2 separate regions of the Homo sapiens genome follow, and region 1 is linked to region 2. A link is an interaction called in ENCODE POLR2A ChIA-PET data of the cell type or tissue named here. Cell type or tissue: HepG2. All regions are shown on one strand.

Region 1 (8,000 bases), 820 kb before region 2:
TGGAGGAGATTTTGGTTGAGTTTGGATTTAAAATATGTAAAGTCTGCAGAGTCAGTACGACGTGTATGAAAGCAGTTGGAAATGTGAAACTGTAATAGAGGGCAGCTGTTCCCATTCCTGCTCTTCTATTTAATATTTTCATATCTGTTTAGAGTAGCGCTGTCCAACAGAATATTCTGCAATAGTGCAAATGTTCTATCTCTATACTATCCAGTAGGATAGTCACTAGTGACTGTGACTATTGAACATTTGAAATGTGCCTGGTTAATAAATAAACTTTAATTCAAATTAGTTTAAATTCAGTAGCCACATATGGCTAGCGGCTACCATATTAGACAGCATAGATTTGGAAAATCATGACCCATTCAAAATCCCAATCTAGGAACTTCAGATAAACCAATCTAACTCATTTTTAAATTTTCCATTAGTTCTTTATTGAATAAATATTAAATGCTTATATTGTTTTGTGTATTATTGTATTCCCACCATTTAGCACAAATAAGGTCTTGCCGTCATGAAAGTTTTGTTCCACTCTGTCCCATTGGTCACCAAATCAAATTCCAGAAGTTGGAACTTCTTTCAACTTTACCTTCCTCATCTCTGCTACTTTTAATAAAGTCACAAGGTCATTAAAATTCATCCAAAAGGGGGAAATAACCTAAACATTTTGTTTTAGTTGTTGTTGTTGCTTGGTTTTGGTAGTGCAAAATGGAAATAAACGTTGCATTTCAACCAGTTATTGTGATGCCATGTTAGAATCCCTAAAACTAAAATACTAAGTATTGGTTTCTCAAGCAGAAGTTATGAAATGTTGAAGGCATCATGTCACATGATGTCTCCCTCTTTTCCACTGCCAAAGATCTGCTGATAGTAAGTATTGGTTGAAATACACTGCAAAATTTGATTCAGCCATCTGATTGTTCATGCTGATATATGTGCATTGGTTTTATGTATGTCTGTATTTAGGTATGTCTGTGTGTTGCTGTAGTCTATAGTGAAACAAGTATTTTTACCCAGGTATAAAAACAAACCAGTCGGGGTGGCTCTTGCCTATTATCCCAATACTTTGAGAGGCCAAGATGAGAGAATAGCTTGAGCCCAGGAGTCTGAGACCAACCTGGGCAAAATACTAAGATCCTATCTCTACAAAACATTTAAAAATTAACTGGGTGTGGTGGGCGCATGTCTGTAGTTCCAGTTACTTAGGAGGCTGAGGTGAGAGGATCGCTTGAGCCCCTGGGGTTGAGGCTGCAGTGAGCTATGATGGTGCCACTCCTCTCTAGCCTGGGCGACAGGGTGAGAACCTTTCTCTACAAAATAAATAAATAATAAAAATAAATAAAAGATAAAGACATCCTCTTACAAAGGGGAAAAACACGTTTATTTGAAGTGGCCCAAATATTCAAATACTTAGTGAAATTGTCCATTATATATATCTGAAGTTCTGAGCAACAACGTGAGCGGTGTACGTTTTTCCTGTGCAAACTAAGTAGCATACCTTCTGAAATGTTTTTCAGTAGAGATTTCCTTAATTGGTCATAAAGCCTTTGTAAGCGGACTGAAACTTTTTAATTAGCAAAGAATGGTTTCAAGTCATGGGTGAGGGGGGGAAAGAAACTTGTCAAAGACTTTATCATGTGATCACAAATCTATCCAGAACTGTAAATTTGTCAGAGAAACCCACTGAGTGACCCTGAGGGAAACCAAGTACATTTATGAAGGAAACATCAACCCCATACGAGTGTCAAAAGGATAGGAAATCAATATCTGCAAAGTCTTTAGACTGTCAAAAAGACATACTTTTGCCTTCGTTGGCTCTGACTCCTTGGGATACCCAAAGGAATTATTAGAGACTCTGAACAGCAAGCCTCATTACCATAGATGTAATAAAGCTTATTTTCTGCCGACTTCTTGGTTATCACTATTTAAAAGTGGTGAAATGCTGATAGTCCCAATATTCTCATGAAACGTGGAGTAGCTAAATCTAATTATTGAGTCTAAAATTGCTAACTTCCTAGCAAACCCAACAGGAATTACATGAATGACTATTTTCATGCTTTTAACGAAAAGCAACTTGTTATATTAAAAAAATTGTTATAGTTTAAAGGAATAGGAGAAAAGATATTTCTGACCTAACACTATTGAAATAACATCTAAATAATTTATCCTGATAGGTTGCAAATAAAAATACCATAATGTTCTGTAGCACTGAATTAGCTTAGCATGTGGCTATGTGTGTAGTACATCAACCAGTATTTGACTATGCCTTTTGTAATACAGGGAACAAAGTAAGAAAGAACACCGGTCATCTGGAAGAAATACAGGATCCTCAGGAAACACTGAGAAGATGACCTTGCCATGCCTATCTTCAGATTCCAAGACTCGAGTTACTTTATCATTATCTATCCCAAATCCTGGACACAAAGGGAAGGCACAAAGTAATCTGCCTTTCCAGAATCCAAAGGGATTCTATTGCTCTATCACCAGGGTGCTTTAATTTCCATCATGAACAAATGGTGCTTTGAAAGACTGAACATCTAATTTGTTGACTGTTTTCATTAGTGTGGTTTTCTTGGTAACCAACATGGGAGAAGTAGTTGTTTGGGCCTCCGAGACTGTGACTAAGGCAGCTCATAACAAAAGATGGCTCTATGCAGAGATTTTGTTGTTGTTTTCATTTCTATAAAAATAGTTTCTCTCAATAGCTGCATTGGATGGACTTTTTGTCATAGTTTAATTTTCCCAGTCTTCCCTATTTATAAGAACGTCCTGGAATGACTGCTAAGTACAGATCACCAGACCCTGCCCTGCAGATTCTGACCCCTAAGGAGGGTCTGGGATTCCGAATTTTTAGCGAGTGTCCCTTGTCTGAGAAACATTGCCCTGGGTCACCGTCCTGCTGCAATCAACTATCCAAAGCAAATGTTGCTGCCAAACGATAGAACTTGGATCTCAGCAAGTTCACGAAATCCTGATAGCATCTTAGTTCCTCTCACCTTCTTTCCAACTTTCATGGTCTTTAAGAGATGTTTATAGAAAGTTGTCCATCTAGCTGTCGTTACAATAGGAAGCTGGAGAAACTTGTACCATGGTCTGTTAAAGTTGTCCTTCTCATTTAGAATTATATTCCATACTTCTGACAGACGGCTTCAGAAACAGCCTGATCATCTTCTAACTATTTTAACATTGACTTGGCTTCTGTTGTTCAGGAACCAGACTCCAAGGTGGAGATGTGCATGCACTAAGTTTATTGGAGAGCTCCTGGGATATCTTTGAAGGAATGAGAGGAGCAGGAACAGAAGAAAATGCTGAACAGCAAGCATTGCAACAAAGGCATCAGCTGATCTCAAAGAGAGCTGTGGGACAGGAAGGCCCTTCAGAATTGTCCCCAGCTCTGCCAAGATGGCTACGTCTTTATTCTTCCCTACTGATGTTTTCTTGGATGCAGGCTCCCCTTGGGGTATGACCTTGGGCAAGGCAGTTATCTTCTTCAGAGAGCCATCCTCAGAGGGAATTCAATCATGATCCATCAGCAGTCAACTCCAGCTGGGAAACAAATTAGTTCTGAATGTTGTGAAGACAAGATCTGGGACATGCATCACAATGTCTATTACAAAAATTGGCTATTGGGTATCGAGTCCAATCGTGCTCACCTTCATTCATATCTGGTTGCTCTATGTTTCAATAAGAAAACAAATAATCTTGGGGCCATGATCACCTTTGAGAAACCTAGGACACCCTAAACACTTTAAGACAGATGATTTAACACATTTTCAATGCACAATAAGAAGGAGGGTCAACATATTGTAGCACTAAGATGTCAGGTTTCATTAGAGTTAGTTGTTTCAGGAAAGCAAAGGGAAATAAAACACAGAGAAACACTAACAAAGACTCATATTACCAGCCTCTTAAATACACTGACCGTATATTGGTATTTTATATTGAAAAAAAAGGAAATGTGCATTTTGTGTATTTCAGTGTATCAATACTCTCATCCACTAAGGCCTCTCATCAACCATTTAGTGGTCAGACAATCCCACAAATGAGAAGTCCAACCAAGCTCACTTCTGGAGTTCTTATGAATTTCAGGTGCTGTGTGCTGGCCTTTCATAGTGAACACGTCACAGGGTACTAGGCAAACACAGCACCAGTCTACTGCTAAATTGTCTGAATCTCACATTTTCAACTGGAGAAAATCATGCTTAATTCAAGTGTCAACAGAGGTCTTGTTTAACCAAGAAAAGGAAGACAGTGCAATCTGTGCTCCAGTGTTGCCTGTGAAGAACCCAGTGTACGTTTTCTGCTGCCCTTCCTGAAGTGGAAGATCTTTAGAAGTAAACCCTGGCAATTGTGAATGGGAAGTAGGATAAAGCTCATCTACTTGCATGTTCAATTCGAGCGCAGGCAACACTATGAACTTTGAACATATATGGCCATTGTTCTGGTAAATGGTAAATGTTTGATGAGCCAGAACCCAAATCTAAGTCAACATGCCCCCAAAGAGAACAAAGGTCATCAGGCCTTGCTGCTGATTAACTCATGCTAATCACTGATCTGATAAGAGGTCTTGATAATTAATCTCAATGTCAGTTTTCATTTCACTTGGAAATTGCCACTTTCTCTTTATTCTATTTGGGGAAAAAGGGATAGCTCATCTCAGAAGTAGTCTTCTGTCATTCTCATAGTATGTGCTCCTCAACAAAGCATGTTCCTTTTCACACTTTTCTTCCCCACACTAACAAATTTATTCCTCACCACTGGCCTTTCCGTTGACTATTCTCACTTGATCTGAGCATCAGTGGAAAAGGAAGCAAGAGAAGACTATGACCCTGTTCACTGCCCCAGAGCCTTCTTCCCTATCCTACTGCTGCAGTGACACAAATCACATGAGACATGATCAACTTTAATAAATGGTTGCAATAAATAGAAATCACAACTTAGTGACAATTTTCCCCTGCTATTTTATAAATATATTATAAGGAAAATGTAACCAAGAAGTCACACATTTTGTAGAGTTCTTCATCTACATCCCTGCTTTTGAACTTCTCATACCTATTCATAGGGTCTGAGCATTCTTGTGAAAAATCTTTTTTCTAAACTCTGCTGTGTGTCTTTATGACCACCATTCAAAAGTTTTACCTATGCACTTGAGTTGGTTTTCTCCCAGGGTTCATTCCCACCACTTCACCCAAATTATTTTTACCCAAGACTGAGCTATTTTAACTGGAACAAAAATCAAAAATAACACTCTTGTTTTATAATTGGGGTCAGGAAGGTGAAAGTGGTGGCTCATGCTTGTAATCCCAGCACTTTGGGAGGCTGAGGCAGGTGGATCACATGAGGCCAGGAGTTCGAGACCAGCCTGGCCAACATGGTGAAACCCTGTCTCTACTAAAAATGCAAAAATTAACCAGGCATGGTGACTGCACGCCTGTAATTCCAGCTCTTCAGGAGGCTGAGGCACAAGAATCACTTGATCCCAGGAGACGGGAGGTTGCAGTGAGCCAAGATCATGCCACTGCACTCCAGCCGGGGTGACAGAGCAAGACTCTGTCTCAAAAAGAAAAGAAATAATTGGGGTCAGGAAAGAAGTCAAAATATACAAAGGAACAGCTATGTTCACCATTGGTTTTCTAAGTCCCAGAAAACAGATGGGGCATGTAGACGGGCTAGACATCCCAAACCTAGAGCAGCAGTCTCAAAGGGCATAGGAACTTCAGGCCACATCCCCTCAAAGTCATCCCATCAGAGTGAATTTCAAAGGCACTTTCTTATTCTTCCTAGGATATATGAACTGAAGTATCCGTATTCATGAATGAACACACACCTACACAGACATCCTATAAGAAGTCATATTAAAAATATATAATTTTCTAATTATTCTATAACTTGCAAGACATTTTCACAGTGGACTTAGGATGTCATAATATTAGGTGTCTTTTCTCAAGCCTCTGCCCTATTTCTCTGCTCCCTTTCAGACGTAAACTCATTAACTTGTTGTATATTTGTGTTGTCTCTTCCCCATCACCTTTTTCACTTTCCTCAATCAACTGCGATTAACTATTATCAATATCACTCTACTAAAATAGCTCTTACTGGGGTCAAGAATAAGACTCGTGTTGCCAAATCTAGTGGCCAACTTTCTGTCCCATTTTACTCAACTTCTGACAGGTTTGGTACCGTTGAGTGGTCTTTCCTTTGACTTCTATGACACCTGATTTTCTATTTCATCAATGTTCTTCTTTACCTCCCTCCTCTTTCTCAACATAAATTTTGTCCACTGTTATTTTCTCTATGTATTTCCTCACTAGGTGATTTTATACAATCCTGTGGCTTAAATTCCCTATGTATGCTTATGACTTCTGTATTAGCATTCCCAGGTCTGAGTTGTCTGCCCTCTGTACAATTAACACCAATACGTGAATGTGTGAGAGGCATCCAGGAAGCTTCCTACTTTAACCTGACCAAAACTTATGCTTTTTTCCCCTCTGCATCTGCCCTTTTCCCAGTCATTCCTATTAGTAGTGCAGATCACAGTCCACTCAATTTAATCAAGTAACAAGTCTGCATATTACCCTTGATTCCTCTCTTATTTCTTATCTCATATCAAGTCCATTAATGAAACATATTTTCCAAACTTCAAAATACAGCCCAACTCAGCTAATCACATCCAGCACTAGAATTCTCAAGATTTTCTTACTTGTGTTACCACAAGACTCCAACTTATATTTTGCCTTCACTCTTACCTACAATTCTTTTCCTACAAAGAGCCAAAATTACATTTTAAGAACAAGAACCAGATCAAGTCACTCCCTTGTTCAAGACCCTTCAAAAGCTTCCATACTATTTAAAACAAAATCCAAATTCCCTCCCCTGACCTCAAAGGCCATATATGATCAACCTCATTTCTCTTCAATTCTATCCTGCCTGACTCTGAAGCAGGCATGGCTGTCTTCCTGTTCCTCGAACTTACCAGTGGTTTATTCTTGCATCAGATCTTTTCTTTTTTTTTAATTTCCATAGGTTTTTGAGGAACAGGTGGTGTTTGGTCACACGAGCACATTCTTTCGTGGTGATTTGTGAGATTTTGGTGAACCCATCACCCGAACAGTACACATTGTACCCAATTTGTAGTCTTTTATCCCTCACTTTCTTCCCACCCTTTCCCCGGTGTCCCCAAAGTCCATTGTATTATTTTTATGCCTTTGAATCCTCATAGCTTAGCTCCCACTTATGAGTGAGAACATACGATGTTTGGTTTTTCATTCCTGAGTTACTTCACTCAGAATACTGGTCTCCAATTCCACCCAGGTTGCTATGAATATCATTTCATGCCTTTTTATGGCTGAATAGTATTCCATGGTATATATTATATATATATATATATATATATATATAATATACTATAGAATATATAACTTATTCTATATAAAATATATTTAATATATTTATATATTATATTATATAATATATATTTATATATATTATACATATAATTTTAAATATATTTTATATATAATTTTAAATATATTTTACATACATATTAAAATATGTTTTTAATATATACATAAATTATATATTAAACTATATAATACATATTTAATATATTTATATAATAGATATATGATATATGATATATAATATATATTATATACTGCAATTGTATAATATATAATATTATATAAAATATAATATGATATATGTTATATATATATATATATATATATATATATATATATATATATACCATGGAATACTGTTCAGCCATAAAAAGGCATGAAATGACATTCGTAGCAACCTGGATGGAATTGGAGACCTACGGGGGAAAAAAAAAGATCTGATGCCAGAATAAACACACTAGTAAGTTCGAGGAACCAGAAGACAGTCATGCCTGCTTCAGAGTAAGGCAGGATAGAATTGAAGAGAACACAATTTCTGTATCTGCTTATTGATTGATGGGCATTTGGGCTGGTTCTATACTTTTGCAATTGTGAATTATG
Region 2 (8,000 bases):
TAGCTTGAGAGACCACGTGGAGAAAGAGAAGCCCTTAAATGATATGAAAAAAGAGAGAAAGGCCTAGTGTCCTAGTGGCCCAGCGGAGCCCAGTTCCCCAACCAATTCTCTAGCAGAATGAAGCCTTATGAGTAACCACTGACCAGATGAGCAGAACAACCACCCAGCCAGGCCTAGACCAAACCCCAGAATCATGGACAAATACAACAGTTGCTGTTTTAAGCCACCATGTTTTGGGATGGTTTGTTACTCAGTAACAGATAACTGATACACTTCCACGAGGCCATGGGTTGTGCTGGAGTGCCCTGGTGATCCATGCCAACAATGGGATCATGCAAAGCTCTGTGCACAGGCAAATATATGTCTATCCTTGGTGATGGGTAGTGTGAACATAAAGAGAAGCCATACAGAGCCACTGCCATCTGCAAGTGCTCCCTCAAGCTACTGGTGCCCAAGCTTGGCACATAGTTGGCACCTAAATAAACATTTGTAAAACGGATGCAGAGCTATCAATCTGATTTTAATGGACTCTAGAGAAGCGTATCCAAAGCTTACTTATTCCTGCAAACCTTCCCAGAAACTTGTAACCTTCAATGTCAGGAAATGTTCTCATAAATCTGACCATACTCCCTGAGGCTCCTGAAGCTCATTTCCTCTTGTCCAGTATGAATGGATAACAGCTGGTCACTATTCCAATATCCACTGACACTGCACCTTCCTCAGCCTTACTGAGTTCTCCTCTCATCAAGAAAGAAGACTACTGCCTTTGCCTCCTTGCAAACTTGATTCTTTTCAACCTTTTCTAGAGAGGTGCTATTTCTGTTTAACAAGAGCCTCCTGGGGATCTTGTTACAATGTGGATTCTGACTCCATAGGTCTGGCATGGAGCCACAGATTGTGCCTTCTATCAAGTTCCCAAATGATGCTGATGTCGCTGGTCCAAGGACTACACTTTGCATGGCTGCCTCATTTTGCAGATAAGGAAACTGAAGTGCAAAGCGAGGAAGGCTCTACCACCAACATCAGAGCCTTAGGCTTGATTGCACAGACCCTTCTGAGTTATGTGACTGAAACCAGTGTGGGAAATCAGAGCAGGTGTTTCTCAGCTATAGTGGCTCTAGAGCAGCTGCTCCCTTGCCATCTAAAGTCAGGTTGGCTACCTTGGAACCATCCAAGAAGCTTCTCAAAATGCAGATTCACAGGCTTTCCTGCTGGAGACTGACTCAATAGACCTGGCCTGTGGCCTTGGGAAATTGTGTTTCCAAAAGAGCTCCACGGGTGATTCTGATGCACAGTGGGTTTGAGATTATTCATCTAGAATACAAGGGAGGCAGTGACCCCACAAGAGTAAGACTCAAAAATATTAGCTCACCAGTATTTATTAAGAGGGTTCTATGCTCTGGGCACTATCCTAATTTAAATCCATATCACTTTTTTTTTTTTTTTTTTTTTTTGAGACGGAGTCTTGCTCCTGTTGCCCAGGCTGGAGTGCAATGGCACAATCTCAGCTCACCACAACCACTGCCTACCAGGTTCAAGTGATTCTCCTGCCTCAGCCTCCTGAGTAGCTGGGATTACAGGCATGCATCACCACACCCGGATACTTTTTGTATTTTTGTAGAGACGGAGTTTCACCATGTTGGCCAGGCTGGTCTTGAACTCCTGACTTCAGGTGATCCGCCTGCCTCAGCCTCCCAAAGTCCTGGAATTACAGGCATGAGCCACCACGCCCAGCCTCGTATCATATGATTTAAACTTCGCTACAACTCCATCTAGTAAGTGCTATCATAAGTCCAAATTTATAGAGGGGAAACCAAGGCACAAAGCAGCTAAATAACTTGGCAAAAGTCACATCCCTACTAAGGGGCTGAGAAAGGGTCAGAAGCCAGTTCGTTTAGCTCCAAAATCCACCTGTTAACCACTATGTTCTCGACCTCTTATCTAAAGTGAAGATAAGCTCCCTGGAAAATCCCAAGAGTAAACTGATTGACAGGAACAGTGTTTCTCAAAGCAGAAGCCGGCAGGCGCGGTGGCTCACGCCTGCAATCCCAGCACTTTGGGAGGCCGAGGCGGGCGGATCACGAGGTCAGAAGATTGAGACCATCCTGGCTAACACGGTGAAACCCGATCTCTACTAAAAATACAAAAAAATTAGCTGGGTGTGGTGGCAGGCACCTGTAGTCCCAGCTACTTGGGAGGCTGAGGCAGGAGAATGGCGTGAACCTGGGAGGCAGAGCTTGCGGTGAGCTGAGATCGCGCCACTGCACTCCAGCCTGGGTGACAGAGCGAGACTCCATCTCAAAAAAATAAATAAATAAATAATCAGAAGCCACACACCACCAGCCCTACAGAACATTAACGCTCACTCCTCGGTGGGGGGAAATGGTAGGAGATGATCTCAGTCAAATTTGGGAACAGAGCTAAACACCTCATGTTCTTACTCATGTGGAAGCTGAAAAAGTAGATCTCATAGGAAGTAAAGAGTAGAACAGAGGTTATTCAAGGCTGGAAAGGGCAGGGGGAAAAGAAGGATGGGGAGAGATTTGTTAAAGGCTATAAAATTATAGATGGACAGGAGAAATACGTTCTAGTGTTCTATACCACTGTAGGATGACTACAGTTAACAATGATATATATTTTGAAATAGCTACAAGAGAGAACATTGAATGTTCCCAACACAGAGAAAGGATAAACGTTTGAGATCATGGATATGCTAATTACCCTGATCTGATCAATATACATTGTATATATCAAAACAACACTAGGTATCCCATACATTTATCTACAATTATTATGTGTCCATTTAAAAATAAATAAATAAGGGCCAGGCGCATTGGCTCACACCTGTAATCCCAGCACTTTGGGAGGCCAAGATAGGTGGATCACTTGAGGTCAGGAGTTTGAGACCAGTCTGGCCAACATGGCAAAACCACATCTCTACTAAAAATACAAAAAAAAAAAAAAAAATTGCCAGGCATGGTGGTGCACACCTGTAATCCCAGCTACTTGGGAGGCTGAGGCAGGAGAATCACTTGAACCCAGGAGGCAGAGGTTGCAGTGAGCCAAGATCATGCCACTGCACTCCAGCCTGGGTGACAGTGTGAGACTCCATCTCAAAGAAAAAAGAAAAAAAGAAAGAAAGAAATAAAAATATAAATAAATAAATAAATAAATGTTAAATGTGGGAAACACTGAGTTAAACCAAACTAGATGGATTCTTCCTATGGAACTTCTCACAGACTTCACCAGCAAGCATAAGCAAATCAATTTCCAAGGGGTGGGGGGTACATTTTGTAACATTCTCCAAATGTACTGGTCTGCAGAATCCCTTTGTCCAAAAGCATCTCAAGACATCATGAGGATGCCAGGAAACTAACTGCCTGTGGGATACGTGGGCCCAAGGCAGTGCTTCTCAAACTTTAATGTACACACACAATACCTGGGACCCTTGTTAAAATGCAGATTCCAATGCCGTAGGTCTGGCTGGGGCTAGAGAGTCTGCATTTCTAGCAAGAGATGCTGGTGTTGCATCACCCTCAGCATGGCAGGGACCTGCAGGACAGCTCTGGCTAGCTCTGGCCCCGCCACCTCCCCAGGCAAGCCTTCTCCCAGCTCAGCACCCCCAGGAGAACAGCCCTTACGCAAACTTCCAGGGCGGTCTGGCCTCTGCTTACCTCCTCAACCCTGGAACTATTCCACAGAGTGCAAGTTTCATCGCAGGCCCCTAGGGAATCCAGACCCTTCTAGAGATCTATCCCTGGGTCCCTACCCCAACCCTTCTCTCTGTCTTCCACGAGCCACACCCCTCCCTGCCCTTGCCTCAGAAAGCCCTCATTCTGAAGGTCAGGTCCACTTAGCGGTCAGCCTCGCTCCCCAGCCGCCCAAGGTGGCTGGGATCAGTGGTGAGGAAGGGAGAGGAGGTGAAAGGAGGATAAGCAGAGAGCAAGGAGGCCCCGTGAGGTCTTGTGACCGACTGGGCCTCCTGGTGCCGCCGAGGTGGCAGTGCCAAAGCGCAGTGCTGGAATACTTGGCCTGTCTCCGGAGCAAACACCCAATCCAAACAGGCCCTAGTGTGTCTCCGAACAGACTGTGTAAATAACGGGGGGAGGAAAAAAAAACCCCAACTGGCCACAGATCCCGCTTTCAAACACATTGAAACAAAATAATCCCTCTCTCCCTCACTCGCTCACTCCCCACTGCTTGCTCTTTTTTTTTTTTTTTTTTTTAAATTTCCACCGGTGCCGAGGCCTCAGTGGAGCCTGGCTGGCGGCTTGTTAGAGCCTGCAGCCTACCTGTCCTGCATAGGAATGAAGCCGGGAGGAGTTACATGATATGCCCTCGTTGCAGGCCGGGGACACAGCTACCGCATTCAGAGACCAGGAAACAGAGCAAAAGCTGTTCTCAGAGTGCGGCTGAGCGAGGAGCTACAGGGGAATGGAGGGGGCCAAGCTGCATGGAAGATTGTCCCATTAACCTGGCTTTTTACCAGGGTGGTCCTCTCCCTAACCCCTAAGAATCACACCCTGCATCCAAACGGCAGCAACCCCAGAAAACGGGCTAAGAACTCCCCCGAACAGAGCTAGATCTAGAAAGCCCAGCACAGGGAGCTGAGCCTGAGCAGCCTCTCTCCAAGGGTGGCTCTGAACTCCACATGTGTGTACAGACAAGGGGGCGACTGGCATGTGGTTTGTTTCTGGTCTTGTAGTCGGTTTGGAATTTTCTAAGTCAGGGTGGGGTGGGGGGACTGTGCACGAGTCATGTGCAGACTGGAACCCATCTCCCCCTCGGTCTGCAAGTTAAAACAATTGGGTTGTCCTTCTCAGCATCTGCCAATGTCTCTTACTCAATCTTGGATCAAAAGGGCGTTGGAGGAGGAGGCTGGGAGGGAAATCCAGACAGTTCTCCGCCTCTGACATCAGGTCCAGCTGTTAGCATCGTGCTGTGGGTCCCTGAACAAGAAGCAAAGTCAGGACTGGTTTGGCCAGGTAGGTGAGGATCCAGTGTTGGGTGATTCTGATCCATGCAGCCCTTAGAGGCGACACAGACGTGAACTGGACATTCTAGGAAGAAAGAGCCGACTGCCGGGTGACCTGTCTAGTTCACATCCACTCACCATTTCCCTCCTCGTTCCTATTCTTAGAAATAAGACTCTGACGCTCTCTTTTATACAGGCTAGTCCCCTATAGGCATGTCATGGTGATTATTTGCAATCCTCCTGACTTTCCTAAGAAGAGATCAGACTTAGCAGGGTTAGTCCTCATAGCCCGAGGCTGGACAGGAAGAGAACTCCATATCCTATGTCCAAGAATATCATCAAATCCTTATGAAGCACCAGTTGTTGTGACGCAATTTTAAAAGACTGGTTCAAAGTGCCTGTCTGAGACTAAGCAGATCTGTGGGTCGAGCCAATGCCACACCCATTGTGGTCTTTAAGCTTCTTTTCCAAATTAAAAAACAAAACAAAACAAAAAAAAACACCTCTTACACATTAATCTCCATTTAACATAGAGTGTCCATGGGGTATACAGTTATGGACTTGGCACTGTATCCAGCAGAGAGCCCAGAGAAATCAAACAATATGATCTTGGCTTTTAAGGATTTATACCTTTGCTGGAAAAGACCCAATTTACCCACCAAAGTTCAATGCCTTTCATTTCTTCAGATCGTACATGTCTGTAACTAAAAGCTCCCCCTTCCTTGAGCAGTCATTACGTACCAGGCACTATACTAAGGGCTTTCTAGGCAGAGGCTCTCACTTCTACAACCACCTTGTACAGTGCAAACCACTACTATCCCATTGCACAGATGGGCACATGGAGGCCTAGGGGACAAGCAACATGACCAGGTCCTACAGCTGCCAAGTGACAGCGTGCAGACCTTGATTCAGGGTGCATGTCATTCCCTTGTGTCTCTTGCAGCACTTACCACCTTCTTTCTACCCGGCAATCAAGCTCGTATTCACCTTCTATCTCTATCAGAGCTCCTAAAGTGCTCTGAGTGCCTTCCTTAGCACCGTATAACCTTGAGACAACGTTTATTGAATAAATGACTTGTAAGAGAGAAAAAGGGAAATTCTACTTATCCCTTTGTTCAAATATTTATTGAGCACCTACTATACGTCTCTCACTCTGCTGGACATGGGACCCAGGTGGTCAATCAGAGGTCCTGGCCTCATGGGCCAAGTCTGGTGAGGCTGATTCCAGAATCACAGAAACAAGTTGCACCCATACCAAGCCCTGCAAAGCACTCACGTGCTCCCTTCAGAACCAGGCAGTGGGGACATGACCGTGAAAGTAGTAGGCTCTGCCATGGAGTTGGGTATCCTCTGAGGGGAGAACAGATCCACAAGAGAGGGAAAAACATGGAATTAAAAATCTCTAATAGTCTAAGGGAAAGGGGGGTTTCTAAAGTCCTCAAGAGGTCAAACTAGCTGGGCGCAGTGGCTCACACCTGTAATCCCAGCACCTGGGGAGGCCAAACCTGGACAACATAGGAAAAAGAAACCTCTACAAAAAATAAAATAAAATAAAATAAAATAATGAGCCAGGCATGGTGGCGCATGTCAGTGGTCCCAGCTACTCACAAGGATGAGACGGGAGGATCATTTGAGCCTAGGAGGTCAGGGCTGCAGTGAGCTATGATCATACCACTGCCCTCCAGCCTGGGGAGCAAGACCCTGACCCCCCTCCTCCCCACCAAAAAAAAAAAAAAAAAAAAAAAAAAACAAGAAGTCAAACTGAGCTAACTTGGCACAGTACATCCTACTTTATGTGAGAATTCCTCTCCTGCCATTTTATGTGACTCTTGGTCTCAGCAGTGACAGAGGTAACACACATAAAATAAGGTAAGGACACAGTGAGATACCACTACACACCCACCAGAATGACTGCAATTTTACAAAGTGTCAGCACCTCCACCATGAGGACTGGAGCAACTGGAACTCTCAGACATTGCTGGTGGGAGTGTAAGTAGGTACAGCCACTTTGGAAAAGGTCTGGCAGTTTCTTATGAAATTAAACATACACCTACTCTATGACCCAGCAATTCCACTCCGAGTTATTTACCCAAGAGACATGAAAACATGCGTCCACCAGAAGTTTTGTTCAAGAATGCTCACAGCAACTTTATTCGAAGCAGCCAAAACCTGGAAGCAGGGCAGGCACCCAGTGAGAGAAGAAATGGACACACAGCTGTGGGACGGTCACACAGTGGGACACTGCTGTGCAGTCAGGAGGAGCCTGATACAGGCAATAACATGGAGGAATCTCAAAAAGTTTGCTGAGTGAAAGAAGAGTTACACAAAAGAGCGGATCATGTGTGACTCCATTTATATGAAGTTCTCCTAGAACGGCAAAATTAGACTAGGCAGAAAGACATCAGAAGTGTTGCTATGGAGATGTATTAGTCTGTTCTCACATGGCTAACAAACACATACCTGAGACTGGGTAATTTATAAAGAAAAAGAGGTTTAATGGAGGCACAATTCCATGTGGCTGGGGAGGCCTCACAGTCATGGCAGAAGGCAAAGGAGGAGAAAGGCACGTCTTACATGGCAGCAGGCAAGAAGAGAGCTTGTGCAGGGGAACTCCCATTTATAAAACCATCAGATCTCATGAGGCTTATTCACTACCATGAGAACAGTATGGGGGAAACTGTCCCCATGATTCAATTACCTCCCACGGGGTTGGGAGCTACACTTGAAGATGAGATTTGGGTGGGGACACAACCAAACCATATCATTCCGCCATCACGGGAGGGTCTAAGGGTGAGGGTGGACTGGCAAAGACCATGAAGACACTTTGCAGGGCACTGGTATTATTCTGTACCTATGGTACACTTCAGATTCGTTGCAGTACAGTGCATGCAAATTTTACTTTAAAAGAAAAAATATCTGCCATCAAATATTAAACTCGAGTGAATGATCTGAACACCGCAGTATTTGGAGAGAAGAATACTAATGTCTGCAACTTACTTGGAATGGATCAAAGAACATGGGACAG

Evidence for each region. ChIA-PET counts read pairs that join two places held together with the same protein. Peaks named below come from ENCODE experiments on the same cell type or tissue, not always from the same donor. Only the 100,000 strongest peaks of a DNase experiment are listed, where the experiment ranks them.
Region 1: POLR2A ChIA-PET joins it to region 2 with 7 read pairs; 1 of 35 experiments calls an interaction of 5 or more read pairs at or near these places.

The regions. Positions count from the first base shown.
Region 1 is chr17:71,677,496-71,685,495 of GRCh38, forward strand. No RefSeq gene overlaps it. Among named protein-coding and RNA genes, the nearest start is that of ROCR, 340 kb to the right of the region's middle. In HepG2, no CTCF peak of the experiment used is centred here; a DNase peak (open chromatin) is centred at 4,436; H3K4me3 peaks cover 689 bases.
Region 2 is chr17:72,497,938-72,505,937 of GRCh38, forward strand. The region is part of intron 1 of LINC00673 (long intergenic non-protein coding RNA 673); the gene reads right to left. Among named protein-coding and RNA genes, the nearest start is that of LINC00673, 91 kb to the right of the region's middle. In HepG2, no CTCF peak of the experiment used is centred here; DNase peaks (open chromatin) are centred at 3,594, 4,094 and 4,854; H3K4me3 peaks cover 2,250 bases.